Linked DNA regions of Mus musculus: region 2 is linked to region 1. Evidence: chromatin loops called from intact Hi-C (ENCODE). Cell type or tissue: left cerebral cortex. All regions are shown on one strand.

The links. A loop is a pair of places that touch in the nucleus more often than their neighbours do. Peaks named below come from ENCODE experiments on the same cell type or tissue, not always from the same donor. Only the 100,000 strongest peaks of a DNase experiment are listed, where the experiment ranks them.
Region 2: a loop joins it to region 1, with 4 times the contacts of the local background. A loop is called at or near these places in 3 of 42 quality-filtered maps.

Annotation. Positions count from the first base shown.
Region 1 is chr2:159,440,475-159,448,474 of GRCm38, forward strand. No RefSeq gene overlaps it. Among named protein-coding and RNA genes, the nearest start is that of Gm25090, 310 kb to the left of the region's middle. In left cerebral cortex, a CTCF peak has its summit at 3,286; a DNase peak (open chromatin) is centred at 3,299.
Region 2 is chr2:160,363,673-160,371,672 of GRCm38, forward strand. It overlaps Mafb (v-maf musculoaponeurotic fibrosarcoma oncogene family, protein B (avian)), which reads right to left and starts at 3,393. Exons shown (of 1, transcript NM_010658.3): 1 at 5-3,393. The coding sequence starts at 3,004. The coding sequence ends at 2,033. In left cerebral cortex, CTCF peaks have their summits at 3,408 and 4,393 (motif pointing left); DNase peaks (open chromatin) are centred at 687, 3,492 and 4,365; H3K4me3 peaks cover 4,191 bases; H3K27ac peaks cover 1,833 bases.

The sequences.
Region 1 (8,000 bases):
GGATTATGGCTTCTCAACAGTTTGTTTTTTTCAATCACATCTTGCTATCCACGTGTCCCTTGGTTTCCATGTCCCCTTTGTCATCCCACGTGATAGTGGTTGGGGATCCCAGACCAAAGGATTGGTGCCATCTGCTCAGGTCATAAAGGCACATGGGAACACCATGAAGCTATGTTTCTACCCACAGGGACTGGCATTTTTAGCATCTGTAACCTAGACCCTTTACTATGGGCCCTACCATCTTTACCTAGAATAGAATGATTACAGCACTCCCTACATTTGAGGTAACTCTTTTGGCAGCAGCAGCAGCAGCAGCAGCAGGTTTATTATTCTCGCCTACAAGGGAGGGCTGGAGCTGGTTTAAGCATTCTACTACCAATGGCCAGCAGGAGAAAAAAAAAATCATTGGAAAATCAATTCCTACTTAATTGAAGAGTCTTCCTCTGAGTGGAAACGGAGTGGGATTTATTACCTCAGTTGCCACACAGCCTGGGTGGTGACTGCATTTTCACTTGTCTTAGGTTCCTTAGAGAGAGGAGATGTCCCACACACCCAGGCTCAGGAGCAAAGGTGACACTGGAGGATCTGAGAGAGACAAGTGTAGTGAGCGTAAAAGTTGAGGTAATCAAGACTGTATGTCATGTATTTGCCTATGGTTACTGAGGCAGACGTTCTCAATCTGTGGTACTGGGCCTTGGGATAATATTTTGTTCTGTTATTTAGCCTTTGATCTCAGTTTTTGAAGCAGAGCTTCTAAATCCTGTGGGACATCTTGGATGATAGGCACATCTTTTGTTTTTCAGAGCCCACTCTTCATGTGCTCCTGGAAAGCCTCAGGCAGGAGGCTGGTTGCCAGGGGAAACGATCATGTCATTGGAAGGTAGAAATGTTCAGCCTTCCACCTAATTCATGGGATGCAGAGTGGCTGAAAAGTTTATAGTCACTCACCAAAGACCAAAGATGTAACCAACGATGCCTACAGGATGAGACCGTCATAAAATCTCAGAAGGGCAGAGCTTGAAGAACGGTTGACTGTGTTTGAACATGTAGAAGTGTTTGGAGGACAGCACATCAGAGAGAGCTTGGCAATTCTATGCCCTTTCTCACACACCTGGTTCTAAGTGTGCTTCCCGTCCTGCTTGTGGGCTTTAGCAACATTGAGAGAATTGTTTACCTGAGTTCTGTGAGTTGACCTAGTGAATTCATAAAAGTCAAGGAGATGGCTTAGAAAATTTGATTTATAACTACTTAGTCAGGAGTATAGATTACTATCTATTACTATGTTTTAATTTCAAAGGACACCTTTTTTTATTTTTCTGAGAGAGGGTCTCTTTGTGTGGCCTTGGCTGTCTTTAGCTTTGTCTGTAGACCAGGTTGGACTCGAACTCACAGAAATCCATCAGCCTCTGCCTCTTGATCATGCCACCACCACCAGTTTGAGCTGACATCTTAAGGAGAGAAATTTGGGAAGTCTTGTGAGATAAGAGCCTTAATTTTAGGAAGGGAAGTAGCTTACATTATGGCCAGGTAGACAATGTTGGAATCTAAATGACTACAGGACACCCCCTTTGATATCTACAGGGGAATTCTTGGTGTGTGGGAAGTAGCTACCATACACATTAAGGTACGTAGTACCTAATCTACACTGATTAGGAAATTGATTTATTTTTTCTATTTCTAGAATGTTTTCTGTTCTTCCTTCTCAAATAAAGAAGGAAGACAGATAGAACAATATTTAGCTTATTTATTTTGATAACTGTGACCTCCTGCTTCAATTCTTCTGAGATTCTGGCCTGTGCCAGCAGAAGTGTTTTTTTTTTTTTTTTTTTCTTCCCAGTCTTAGAAAACAGAAAGTTCTTATGTAGGGAAATGTGGTTTATGACCATCCTGCTATCCTGACTTCAGTTGGTTTGCTCTTCTTCTGTGTTGGATTCCTAACTTCCCATATATCTGCAAGATGTTTGGAGTCACCTTCTCAAGGGTAGTAGTCAGAGTCCTGAGCCCTTACATCTACTGAGGAATGAAAAGCAGGCCTGTGCTCCTGTGGCTCTAACCAACAGGCTACACATCCTCTGTTGAGAGTGTGTAGAAGAATGCCTGTGTCCTGTGGCAGCATGGCACATCTCCATGCTGGTGTCCTCCACAAATGACAGTTTGGGATGCCCTGACACTGCTTGGAAAATGACTGCTCAATTCCAAACTGGTCTGAAATAAAAAAAAGGGAATGGATCACTGGGATAAATCAGATATGGGTGAACTTATCAAAGTTCAATAAACATAAAAGTGATGAATTTTGAAGTCACATAATTAACTCAGGATTACATGAGCAATAACTGAGTAATTACGCCTTTAATAATGCATTAAACTTGTCAGGAATACTTACTCATTCTGTTCAAATTTTTTAACAAGATCGCCTATAGCAAGTGACTGTAATTAGATATTGCCTCAGAAAACATCGACAGCTCCTAATTGATACCTTTTATTATAAAGCTGGATGCCAAACATTGCTGCTGAGTGGATTAAGGAATAATATGAGATGTGTTAGGATCTTAGTACCTGCTTGCAGGGATTTCATGCAAGTGGGGGAAAATAACTCTCCAATCCGGCCTGTCAATCACATCATAAAGTTGGTTCAAGTTTGCATTGGTTTGCTTTAAATTACAGCCTGACAGCGACTGCTATTGCCAGGGCTGTCAGGAAAAGAAAATAGGGGCAGAGGGGGTCGGGAATGGAGACAGGACGTCCTCCTGCCTTCTGTTTTTCTGTGGATGGTCAGGAGAGGTGGGCTTGGGAGAACATAGATATCAAAATGAGGCCTGCCTGTGGTGTGGGAAAGGAGGCTGTTTATACCTTCTGATGAGAGAGACAGACAGACAGACAGACAGACAGAGAGTGAGACAGAGAGAGAGAGAGAGAGAGAGAGAGAGAGAGAGAAAGGGAGAGAGAGGGAGGGAGGGAGGGAGGGAGGGAGGGAGGGAGGCAGGGAGGGAGGGAGGGAGGGAGAGAGAGGTGTTTCCCCTCACTTCAAGGCTGATCTTCACAGCTTCTGTTGTAGTTTTTGTTTTTGTATTTTCTCTATAGCTATTTGGGACAGAACTCTAACCTTCTCTTGAGGGTGACACAAAAGTTCCCCACTATCTGCCCATCCTCTAAGGTATCATCATTGTATGTTTTAACCTAGAACTCCTGTTAGAGGAGAAATTGAGACTCCTTAAACCTCTGCCCCTGAAGAAATAAAAAGAAGGCAAGCGTTTGCACAAAAGAGCATTTTTTCAAAGGCCGGTAGGAGGCGCTTCTGATGAGAGGAGCCTTTGTGTGGCTAGAGCTCTGCTCGGGCTAGTAGCTTCAGTGCTCTCCTCTGCAAAATGGTCTTTTTGATGGGTGCAAGGTCAGATACGCCAGGCAAGGAAATGAAGGATGTGGAGCTGTCGCAGTGATGGCGCAATTGGATGCCGTACAAGATGGGGAGCTGCTGAGTTAAATACTTTCTGTCCTTATACTTTGGCAAAAATATCTTCAAAATGAAAATGTGTGATATTCACGAGATGGGAAGACATGAAAACATAAGAGAGAGCTTAATTTAATTATTATTGCAGGTGCTGGGTGTGGAATAACTATGTCGGGTGAGTATTAGCAGAGACATGTGACTCATAAGCTGATATTTCTTACAGAAGATTGATTTACTCTTTTCACTTCTCAGCAAAAACCACTAACGATATTGACACCCTTAAAATTTCCCCATGACTTTGGTCCTATTGGAAACAATAGCCTAGGTGGTTAAAATATAAATGGAATTTATTCAGAACGGGTATGTATTTTCATATATTCACATTTCATGTCAGCTGAAAGTCTCACCGAAGTTAATGTTGAGAATATAAAAAATATGTAAAATGTAAAAACCAAGACAATTACCTGTTTTCAGAAAAAAACCCATATCCTCTGAAATGCTAAAAACTATTAAAAACAAGAGGCAAATATTTATATAAAGGTTTTAAGCATTCATTTTATCATTGCCTTTCATTATTTTTGAGAATTTCATACATGGCTACTATTACTCTGTTTATATCAATTTTAATCCACAGTTTATCCTCTTCAGCATCTTCCTGTCCCCAAACTTCCTCTCAGCTTTATGATCTCTTATTTAATTAATACTGTTGCCTGTATATGAACATATATGTATTTATGAGTGCATCATGCCGACTCCATCTCGTCTCACTTCTATGTATATAGGTTTAGAAATGGCCCTCACAGCAGGTACAATTAAAAGCTTACTTATAAAGACAAAATACAAACAAAAATTAAAATGAGATTGTATCCATGACTTAAATTCACAAACATTTAAATTTTAAACGTTTAAATTTAAATAAAAATTTTATAGAAAAATCAGTTTAAATTCACAACTCCAGGACACATCCAGGTGTCAGTGTGACAAGGTAGAAACGTGCAGGGTCTGTCTAGACTTGCGTATGTTCAAATGCACGGCTTAACATTGCAGCATGTCCTGTAGCTGCTCTGTGGGACTGTTGTGAATGCCGAGCTGATTTGTGAATAACTTGAGAACTCTAAATTGGACCAGGAAAAGAAGCCGGGACGTGGATGCTCATCACCAATAGAAAATGATTCCCTCCGTCTGAAGACTCTATCACACTCCTGCGCACAGGGGAGATCTGACAAGCTAATTAATTTCTCTCTCTCTCTCTCTCTCTCTCTCTCTCTCTCTCTCTCTCTCTCTCTCTCTCTCTCCCTCCCTCCCTCCCTCCCCCCTCCCCCTCCCCCTCTCCCTCCCTCCCCTCTGAAATCCTCTCCAACTCCAGAGCAGTGACCATCTCTGACCACTTCCTTGGCAAACTCTCAGACCTGGTACTTAACAAAGCTAATAAAATGTAAGCGTGCTTAGAGTCGCCTGCTGAGAAATTTTCCCCAGCTCCTTCAGAATGCGGCCTGTCAGAATCAAGAGTTCTACCAGTGCAGAGCCATGCAGAGATTACATGCAGCTACAGGGGATCCCTAGGGTTCACTTGAAAGCAAGCCTTTTAAGCTTTGGCCACCCAGATGGCCCTTGTAAGCAAAGATGAGTCTGCTACCATTTCTCCTGGGACTTCTTGACCAGTGATGGCTATTTTAACTATCGCATTTGGTGTCTATGTACACAGTGTCTCTTCCTACAACTCCATCAGGGCAATGTAATATGAGTTAGAGATGAAAAAAGGAAGGCTGAGAACCTATGATACTTAAACATTGGTAATTACTAATGCCTTGACCCTTTAATAGAATTCCTCATATTGTAGTGACCACAACCATAAAATTATTTGTGTTGCTACTTCATAGCTGTAATTTTGCTACTCTTATGAATTATAATGCAAATATATTTGGAGGTAGAGGTTTGGCAAAGCAGTAGTGACCCACAGGTTGAGAGTTGCTGCTCTAGATGAACTGAGGGTTTGTGAAATCAAGGATCCCATTCTGACAGTCAGAAGGACAGTTAGACAGAAGGTGGGACATGTTGAGCTGAAATTTGGTGGGCTGAGACACAAAGACGGTTTCTACACGCTAGGATTCTATAAGCAATGTCTGCCTGTTGGTACAATCCCTGCCTCTCATCTTGCGTGTGACCTTGGACATCTGACTCAGGCAGCTTGTGTCTCCCACCACCTGGTAAGGGTACAACATGCTTCAATTTGTTTATTTGGAAAATATTGTCTATCCTTACATGTACAAAGACCATTTCTCATATGCGTATAATAAGTAAATCACATTTATCTATCTGGCTCCGTGTTTCTTCAATTTCAATAGTGTTGTTATATTTAGCACCTGCCATCCATTTAATATGTCCTTAGAGGCCAAAGAAATACTGACACTTTAAATGTGAATGTTAAGTGTAAAATGATTCTTCATTACAGAAGTGATCGAATATGAAATGAAAGACCTTCTTAAAATCGCATTAGGCATCTCTCCCGCCCCTCCTCCACCTCTTCTGCTAAACTCTCCTTCTGAACTACAGACCTGTTCCTGGGGACCTAACCCACAGCCCGAGGCTTGCCCAAATGCTGCCCGGGGTGTCCTCAGACCAGCCTGCAGGAAGGCACCAAGAGAAGAAATAGTACTTCCTGGGCCTGCTGCTACAGGGAGCCTTCACTGCCCTCGGGCTTGTACAAATTCCTCTCCTTTGAAGAAGTTCAGAATCAGACACTGTTTAATCATTAAACAGGACACCTAAGGGGAGTTAACATGCAGAAAAGCAAAGCTAATTCGAGCTCTCAGGTGACTGATTTGGATTGTCCACTTAAACTCTCACCCAAAGGCTAAAGACAGAGACAGCTTTGATATTCTCAAGAAGAGGTGATCCCGGTATCTAATAGAGGCAAGGCGTGCATAGGTCATCGTCCATCAGGGTATGAGCTGGCCCCAAACATTAGAAGTACTAATTACATCAACTGAAGGCGGCTTTTTATCAGCCGCTTTGTGTAGAGACAATGAATGATCAACTTCTTACCCCTGGCATCGTAAGGGGAATCAGAATCTTGATTCTGGAGTTGGCATCTCCTGACTTGAGACTCAGCCACTTTGTATGTGTAAGCCTGCACGTTTTGTTTGTGTCTGTGAAAGGAAGATAAGAATTGCCTTTGCTACATAAGGCTGGAGGGCCTCCAAGGGTAATGGGGCTCATATGTAAGCATGAACACGCCCTTGAATGTTTATGTGTGGGTGAAGGATCATGGGAGACACTTGTTTCAAGTTAAGAAACAAGATCTACCCATTGACTTCTGTTCTGACCAGGATAGGGGTCTGTCTCTAAGCTAAGCAAGTGACAAGGCTTATCCTGGGGTCAAACCAAGCAATAAAACAAGATAATAACATCCTGGAGGGCCTGTAAACAAAAGAACAATCCTGTCTTTTTGTAATAAGACTGAGGAAAACAAAGAAAAGATTAACCTGATTTAACACAACAACTATCCTTAGCCCCCAAAATTTTACCTCAGTGAGTGATAGGGGACAGGAAGGTTCTCTGAGACCAAGCCCACTTTTGAAAAGTTAGGCTAACCTACGACCTCAGACCATCAGGGCTCTATACTCAGGGGCTTGACGGATGTTGATGTAGTGAGGCAGCCTTGTGACCTCAGTCCTGGTGCTCAGCCTGGGCTCAGTCCTCCATCCTTAGGGAGAACCCCAGAGCCTGTCAAGCCACAGCATCTTCTTTGCAGTGATTTCTGGCTCTCAGTCTCTGCATAGGATTCTGGGTATCTTCAGCTTGTCCCACAGGGTCTGGGGCAGGACTTTTATCATCCCGGTCTCATCAAGGTCCATTTGTAGAAGGGTCTCTTTCAGAGCTGTGGGTCCTTGCCAGTCTGTGTACGGAGGCTATCCGCAGAGATCTCTGGCCAGGCCAGGTGGGACGGTTCAAGTGAAGGGGAAAGGGTACAAGCAGGAGGAGAAATTGCCTCTGTTGCTGCCTCTGCTGCTGATGCTCTGAGATGTTGTACTGAAGAGCATTCTCTTCCCAGGCAGTGTTACAGGTCTTGTGACAGATGCTCTCAGACAACAGAGCAGTTCTCACACACTTTTATTCCTTCTGCATAGGATCTTATATATAGTTTTGGGTGGGTTGGGGTCTGACAGTAGCTGCTTCATACTTCCTTGGTCTGAAATGTTAGGGATGCCTCATCTACATGTGGTAGGTCTTGTGGGCACTGCCCCTATATGACTGATGGCCACAATTCTCTCTATAGGGGCCTGTGGCTATGTGCAGGGGCCTGGTTCTGGGAACAGGTGAAACTCCTACCATCCCTTCAGGGTCTCTGGGGCTTCAAGCTTTAGCTTGAGCATACCAGGGGCCCTATTTCCTGTATGCCCTGTTCCCTGAAGGGAACCATGCAGTCATTCTTGCTGCTGCTTCTGTGGTCTCTGGTTTGTTTCAGGAAGGCATCTATTCAATATGCTGCTCACTTTGACACATATCGGGGTTAGATAGGCAGAATTCCAGTTGGGGCATCTGAACAGTT
Region 2 (8,000 bases), 920 kb after region 1:
GAGTCCTCTAAATAAACACCATCTACATGGTTTTAATAAGCAAAATAGGAAACCATTTTAATAACCAAAAAACAGAAACCAGTCTGAATTAAAACTACAATAAGACTAGATTTTAATATTTTCATATCATAAGCAGGGGGTTGAAATTGATCCCTTATTTTACATGAAATTAAAAACAATTTCTGTTGCGTTGCGGCAAGTTTGATTTCAACACAGTTGAATCAGTAAAAACCAAAGCTCGTTTCCGATGCAGGACGAATATCCACAATATTTAAAACTGCAAGCACCATGCGGTTCATACAATCTTGTTATTTACTGTAAATTGTATCAACTAATACAAACTCAAAACAAACAAACAAAAAAGCATCCAGCCAGCAGTGCCAGCAAATTCAGGTGGGGATTTTTAAAAAGTCCGCTTTCATTTTGGTATTTTTTTTTTATTGTCAGTGCAACCGAATCCTCTTACTGACCCGCAGAAATGAAAGTAACAGTAAAGAAAAACACCTAGACCTCCCCTATAACTACTGTACAACGGAAGGGACTTGAACACCACCATTAAGTCTCCCTGCTCTCCAGACAGCAGAGAAACATATAATGCACTGGTCTAAAGGACACACTTGAGAGTTGCAGCGTTAGTTGCCAATGTGTGGGTTTCTAGTACATTCTAAGAATGGCTGTTTGGCTCAATGGGAGCTCAGATCATCACACGTAGCAAGAGGTGGAAGAAATCTTTTCACCCTAAGCCCTGGGGGGAGGGAGTTTGCAGTTAGCGCTCTTCTAGAGGATTCCAAACCAGCCCTGGGTTGACTTCTTAGGACGCAAAGCCTGTCTTGTTTTCTTCGTGTGTGTGTGTGTGTGTGTGTGTGTGTGTGTGTGTGTGTGTGTGTGTGTGTGTGTGTGTAGAGGAGCAGTCGTGGGTGTGTGTATGTCAATTTGGCCCCAAGACCCAACAATAATAAAGGACACACTCCTGCACGATGTGGATCTCGGCATCTGTCTCTCCCTTAGCTTTCCCTCAACAAAACTTAAAACTGAAGTGGGAAGGACGAGGGGGGCGAAGAGATAATCCCAAGGATTCCCCGGACAAAGTTGGGCTTGGTGGGTTTTTTCTTTCTTTTATTTTTACTTACAAACAAAAATGGCATAATAATAAACCCAAACAAAGACTCAGCTTGCTGCTACCTTCTCAAGATGGTTTGGCCGGGGCGGGTAATCTACAAGCCGGCCGGCGACTGAAACTCTGCTCGCTCGCTCGCAGCCGCAGGAGTTTGGGAACTGCATCCCTTCTCACCCAAAGAAACAAGGGGGTTATGATTCATGATCAACAACATGCTAAAGTTAAACAAGAAAATGGTACAAAATAGAAATTATTACCATACATGTCCAGCATGCAGGATTAATATTTTTAATGCAGATTTTCGTATTTTTCTATATAATCGAGCAGGCATTAAAACTGATGAGATTTTTTTTTTCCTTCGCGCGCCGAAAGTCCTAACTGAGGCCCGCGTCTCCGGCTGAGAGCCAGTGTTCTCCGTACTCTGGACAGACAGATCTGTCTGTTTTTCCTTCCTTAGCTCAGCCTTGCCTCGTGCCCACGGGGACTCCAGAGTCCCTCTCCTCTCCTCTGCTCTTCCTGGGACGAACTGAGTCCTGGGCTGCAAAGCGGCGGCCCTGGCACTCACAAAGTTCTCAGAGCCAGAAGTGTCCAGACGGCCTTGGCGACTCCTTGGAATAAGCCTCGCGGCCTTCCAGCTTGGAGAAAAGTTACTCCCGGACCTCGCACCCGCCCGGGTTTCTCTAACTCTGCCCAAGTCTAAGAGGCTGCGCCGCCCTGAGCTGCCCTCTTCTTAGCCAAGGTTCTCTGCCCGCCCGTGCTCCCGCCTGACTCCCGCGACCCGCGCGTCCTTCCTCCCTCTAGCTCAAGTCAAACAGGTCAAGGCCGGGGCCATGGCAGGGACAGGGAGTCCAGGGCTAGGGGCGCAGAATAGGGAGTCTGGGCCAGGGCAAGGGCGGGGGCCGGACCCGCCAGGACTCACAGAAAGAACTCAGGAGAGGAGGGGCTGTCGCTGGTGGAGCCCGCCTCCCTGAAGCCGGAGTTGGCGAGTTTCTCGCACTTGACCTTGTAGGCGTCTCTCTCGCGGGCCAGCCGGGACACCTCCTGCTTAAGCTGCTCCACCTGCTGAATGAGCTGCGTCTTCTCGTTCTCCAGGTGATGTTTCTGCTGGACGCGTTTATACCTGCACGACTGGGCGTAGCCCCGGTTCTTCAGGGTCCGCCGCTTCTGCTTCAGGCGGATCACCTCGTCCTTGGTGAAGCCCCGCAGGTGGCGGTTCAGCTCACGCACCGACATGGACACCAGCTGGTCATCAGAGAAGCGGTCCTCCACACTACCGTTGCCGCCCGCAGCCGTCGCCGCGGCTGTTGCGTGCGGTCCCGGCCCCGGGTGGCTAGTGGGTAGCTGTTGCGCGGGACTGGCAGCGCTGGACGGCGGGGGCGACGCTTGGTGATGATGGTGATGGTGCGGGTGAGCGTGCTGGCCCAGGTCATCGTGAGTCACACCTGCTCCTGGGTACCCGTGGTGCGGATGAGGGTGGTGGTGGTGGTGATGGTGGTGCGCACTACGGAAGCCGTCGAAGCTCTGCAGCGGCTGGGGCACTGGGTGCGAACCGATGAGCGCCTCCACCGCGTCCTCGGGCGTCAGGTTGAGTGCCTCGGGGTTCATCTGCTGGTAGTTGCTCGCCATCCAGTACAGGTCCTCGAGATGGGTCTTCGGTTCAGTCGGACTGAAGCTGGGAGAAGAAGGCACGGAGCTGCACGGAGTGCTGAGCGGGGTGGACGACACCGAGCCAGCAGGCTGCAGGCGTGTGCATGGCCGGCCCGGACGCTCCGCGCGCCCCAGGGGCTCCTTCTTCACGTCGAACTTGAGAAGGTCGAAGTCGTTGACGTACTCCATGGCCAGCGGGCTGGTGGGCAGCTCTTGCCCCATGCTCAGCTCCGCGGCCATCGCTAAAAGCGAGGCTCAGCCGCCGCTGCCGCGGGGAAAACTTTGCGGCCGGCCGGGACGCGCCGAGCCAAACGCGGGGGCGAAGAGCGGCAAGCCGGGGAGGCGGGGAGCCGAGGGCGCAGCGGGCCGGGGCCGCCGGCCAAGCCTTTGTCTGGGGACGCGGCGGCGCGCCGGAGAGTCCTCCCGAGGCTGCCTGAGCTGCCCCGGAGCTTGGGGCTGCGAGCGCGCCGGGAACGAGTCAGGTCGAGCCGGGGCAGGGTAGAGAAGCCGGCGAGGTGCGCGCAGGGGCAGAGGGGAGGCGCGGGGCAAGCGCCCGCCGCTCGCTCTCCGACTCTTTGGCTCTAGGGCTTTCTTGCTTGCAGCCGCTCGCAGCCCGGCGGTGCAGCTGTGCAGGAGCTGGCGCCGCCGCCGCCTTTTATCGCTTCCTGATGTCACTGGAGCGCGGGGGCCCAAGCGGCCCGGCGTGTTGGCCAATGGCTGCACGGCCCCCGCGGCCCAGCGACGCTGGGCGGGGCGTGCCTGACAGCTCCCCCGCCCCCCCGCGTCAGCTGACTGGAGACCGGAGGAGCCCCGAAGCCGTTGAGGCCTGGAGGAGGGCTGGAGCCGAGTGGGACGGACCGCCTGGTCCCAACCCCCAACACCCTCTGAGTCGAGGTTCCCGCACGCTTGCCTTCAGTGCGCGCCCCACTTCTGGACCAAGCCGCCGTTCCCACCCCGCTGTCTGCACTCACGCCTCCCTACATACTCTTTACACTCCCACCCTCGGCCCGTGTCACCCCCAAGTAGGCTCAGAATAAGCGCCCGGGATGTCGCTTCCCTGGCCCTTTGTTCCCAAGCGGCCCCCGCCCAGTGGGCGACGCTCCGTGTGTCCTCGGCGCCGCGGGCCGAGTGAATGTGTGTGGTGCGTGCCTGTGTTTCGGTAGCTCTGTCTGCGCTAATGTATGCGGTGGGGGAGGGCGGGGTTGGGGCTCCAAGAGTTCTGTTCAGATCTAACTCTTAACCTCTAGGAAGGTTCCTCGGGCCAAGAGACGCTGTTCCTCTCTTAGCCGGTTCAGTGATTGAGCTCAGAAGACAGAGCTCCAGTGGTCTCGCAGCTCCGTGCATTCGCCACCCCCCCACACACACCCCCAAACGCTCCCAAAGAAGATAAACAAACAAACAGAGTTGGCCCAAAGGCTCTGAATACCTTTCACTTGCCAGTCGTGTGGAAACCTTACAACTCCGAGGCTCAGAGCCGAGACCAACACCGGTCTGTGCACTCAGTGGCTCTGGGATGCTGGGGAACCCGGCCCTGTTTTTGTCTGAACGTTTTGTAAGGATTAAGCTGATCCAAGCTTCTGACGGCTGCAAGGAGATTCAAACAGGCATAAAGTGCGACCCCAAGTGGCCACGGTGCGCAACGGCGCCCTGAACCGGTTTGTTCTTTGCGGGAGGGAAGGCTTGGATGGCGTCTCGGACCCGTGCAGGTCCAGCTAACTGATCCGGCCAAGCCAGGCCTGAACGCAGGCTGTGTGCGGCCTGAAAGCCAGGGCAGACTCCTCTGGAACTATGCACAGGCCCTCCGACCCCATCTTTGGACTCAACCACTAACCCTCTCTGCTCACCTTTTCTGAAATTCCATATGCAAGCCTTCCAGGTGTGCTTGTGGGCTACTCCTCTCAGGAAAGGTCCTGAGCTGGGAAGATCAGTATTCTAAACTGAAAACGCCAGGTGACGAAGGTTCAGGGCTACCGGATGAGAAACTTCTCCGGAACGCAGACGGGAGGAGGAAGGCAGAACACTGGGCTTTCAGACAGGGCTGTTGGGCGCCGACAGAGACTCCCTGCCCTGGGCCAGAAGGGCAGGAAATGTGGGACTTTCCTCAGACCCCGACCCCGACCCCAAAAGTGAATAGATGTCGAATTCGCTGGATCCGGAGATCCGACCCGGCTCCCACGTCGCTTTTTGCTTCCCAGCTCAGGACGCGGAAAGATGAGCGTCAGAAAGCGCGCTGGGTGAGTGTGTCCTAGCTGCTGGCTGCACAGGACCTGCCCTCCAACACCGCGCACGGGGGGCTAGTGACCCGCAGCATTGACAACCAGACCAGACCTTTTCCCCCCTTTTAACAGAAAGAAAAATTTGCTTCCAATCAATAAGAAAAGCCTTTCCCCCCTTCTTAAATCCTTAGGGAAGGCGGGGTAGAGACTGGTCACAGGAGCCTAATTTTAACCAAATGGGTGTATTTTAACTAAAACTTCACCTAAAAGGTTTAGATCAGTGAACTGCTGGGGAAATCTCGAGCCCTTTGGAGAAGTGCGCTCTCGGCAGAAATGATTCGACTGCCTAGGTAGAGAGCCAGGGCGGTTAGGCTGAACCTCCCACAGATGAGATGGGCGATGAGGACACAGACTCTCGCCTAAGAGTCGCAGCTGCGGTCCTGCGAGGAGAGCGCGCTCTCGGACCTCGGCTCAGCCAGGGGACGTTGAGACCATCAGGTTTAGAGTTCCGGGTCTCTGCAAACCGGGGTTTCAGGCTCGACCACCACACGCATACTCTCTTAACACTCATGGGGCTCCAGCTTTAACCTCGCCCCACTCCCCCCACCCCCAGTCATCCGAGACGCAGCGCTTCCCGAGTACGCGCCTCACTGCAAACCCTCCTGGGAACACCGGGGAGGGCAGCAGAGCAGGGCTTGCTCCCGCGTGTCTCTGTCATCACGGAGGGCTCAAACCCCACTTCTCAAGAATGTGGCCCTTGAAGAGGACTCTTGTGGCCCCAGACCAGTAATTGTAAAACTCCAGAAGAAGCGCTACTCTCTCAGGCTTGGGGGACTCGGCCTTTGTCCCGGCCGTTTTTCTCCTCTTTGTCCCCGTGACTATCTCTGTTGTAACCACTCTCTTCCTCTGAGCTTTAGATGAGCTATCTCAGCGTCTCCTAGGTTCACTTTCCCACCCCCCAACCCGTTTCCGTCCTGGAGTAGCCCCTCCTTCCAGAGAGAGAGAGAGAGAGAGAGAGAGAGAGAGAGAGAGAGAGAGAGAACACCACACTCCGGTGGGCGCAAGAGTGAAACAGGAGGGTTGCCCCAATTGAAGGCCTTTGCTCGCAGCCTATCCCATTTCAATGGTCCAGCCTCCCCCATTCTAATTCCTATGCGCTCTGCTGCATGGTTTTGGAACTCCTGGGCTAATGACCTTTCTCTCTCCAGGCTGCCACTGCAGACTCAGTATTCGCGTGAGGATTCCTCCCAGTCCATGGTATCACAGCAGGACAGGACAAAGGACTGGTCCCCCCAACCCTGAAAGGCAGGGGAGGTGGAGAGGGTTCAGGGACGCATTTTAACTCGGAGCCCAACGCGCAATAAGACCTCGATGGGTTGTTGAAAGAAGTGGAGAAGCAAGGGGAAAGAGGCAGGAGGCCCAGGCACCGAAGGAAAGCCGGGATTGCCAGTGGCCAGAGCCCCTGTACCCAACAGTTCCTACCTAGCGCCTAAATACATACTTGAGGATTTTTTTTTCTCCAAAGCAAGCCCTGCTGCATCATCCTTTAACTACATCGCAGTGATGGAAGGACTCGGAAGGGTCCTAGATACTTGGCCTTGAGGTACTCTTATTTTAGGAGCAAAAGTTACTCTCCAAAAGAGCAAGTATGAGGTTCTCTCGACACTGCCTTCTTCGTGACATCTCTGCCATGCCATCAGGGTAATTTGATAAATACCCAGCGGCGCGCCTTTCAGCCTGCGCTTTCGGACTAGGGCGGCGCCCTGGCACCTGCGCTGAGGTGCGTGGCTCTTCCCGGTTTCCCGGAGGGCTGCAGGTGCTTTGTGAGCAAGTAGGCGGATCTGCTCTGCGAGTGTAGGAGTGAGATTTATGGCACATAGGAGGCGCGTGCGTGTGTACGTGGTGTGTGTGTGTACTGGGTGAGTGACCACATCTTTCTGCATGTAGAAGTTGGAGACTTGCAGCCCCTTACATAACAGGGGCTGTCGGAAGTCACCAAGCAGAAACCCTTGGACTTCAGGGCCCCAGGGCCTGCGTTTTACTGGGGAGGGAGTAGCGTTTGGAAAGAAAAACAAGAAAAACCTCAAAAGCCTGCCTTTGGACATTTTGTTGCCCAGACTTCTCGTGTAGCCCTGAGGTCTGCGCTATCTTCACAAGACCCCTAGAGAAGATTCCCTGCGTTGCCTGAAAACCTCTGGAAGTCTGGCTTCCAAATGCGTGGTTGGCTAGGGCGTCCTGCCCTCCTTCTTCCTCCCTCTCCACAGTAGCTATCACTTCCACTTAGTCCCTCCTCGCACAACCTCCATCAAAATCCAAAGCAGCACTTCCAAAAAGGGCTGGTGCTATTCTAGATCCTGGTACCTCTGGCCCTGTAGCAACCACAGTAACACCATCTATCTGCCCAGCGGGGATGGAGAACCCCTCCAGCGCACAGCCAAGAAGCCTGGATTTGTTCTACAGCAGCAAAGTGCACTTCTTTTTGCTTTGTTTTAGTGTGTCAGAGAGATCATTTTAAAATTCACACCAGGCTCACATTCCATAACCACTGAGTAGTACAGCCTCAAAGAGAATTTGAAAGGTCTATTATTCACATTGCCATTGGATTCTGATACTCACATCTCTCATAGGCAGCAGCTATCATTATTCCTACTTTGCATAGATTGGCTGGCAATTGTCCTACGAGTTTCACATTCATAAAGGGCCCTGAGATGGCCAAGCTCACCCAAAGGCATAGGGGAGGCTCATAGAGGTTAAGTGCTTCATTTAAATGTGCACAGAGGTGATAAAGCAGAACTTCTGACATCAGTCCTGTGCAGTGGGGGGAAGGGTTTTTCTACCTTGAATGAGCAGTGACCCATGGACCCAGGTGTCTGTACACTTCTGGCTCCAAAAAGTTGGAATTTCCAACTCTCTGTAAGACTACTGACTGATCTTGTTAACGCTGAACCTCTTCCGGATTCTAAGGGAAGTGCTTTACTGCCTTGTTGTGGATGTCACAAACACCCCTGGGTCCCTTCTCT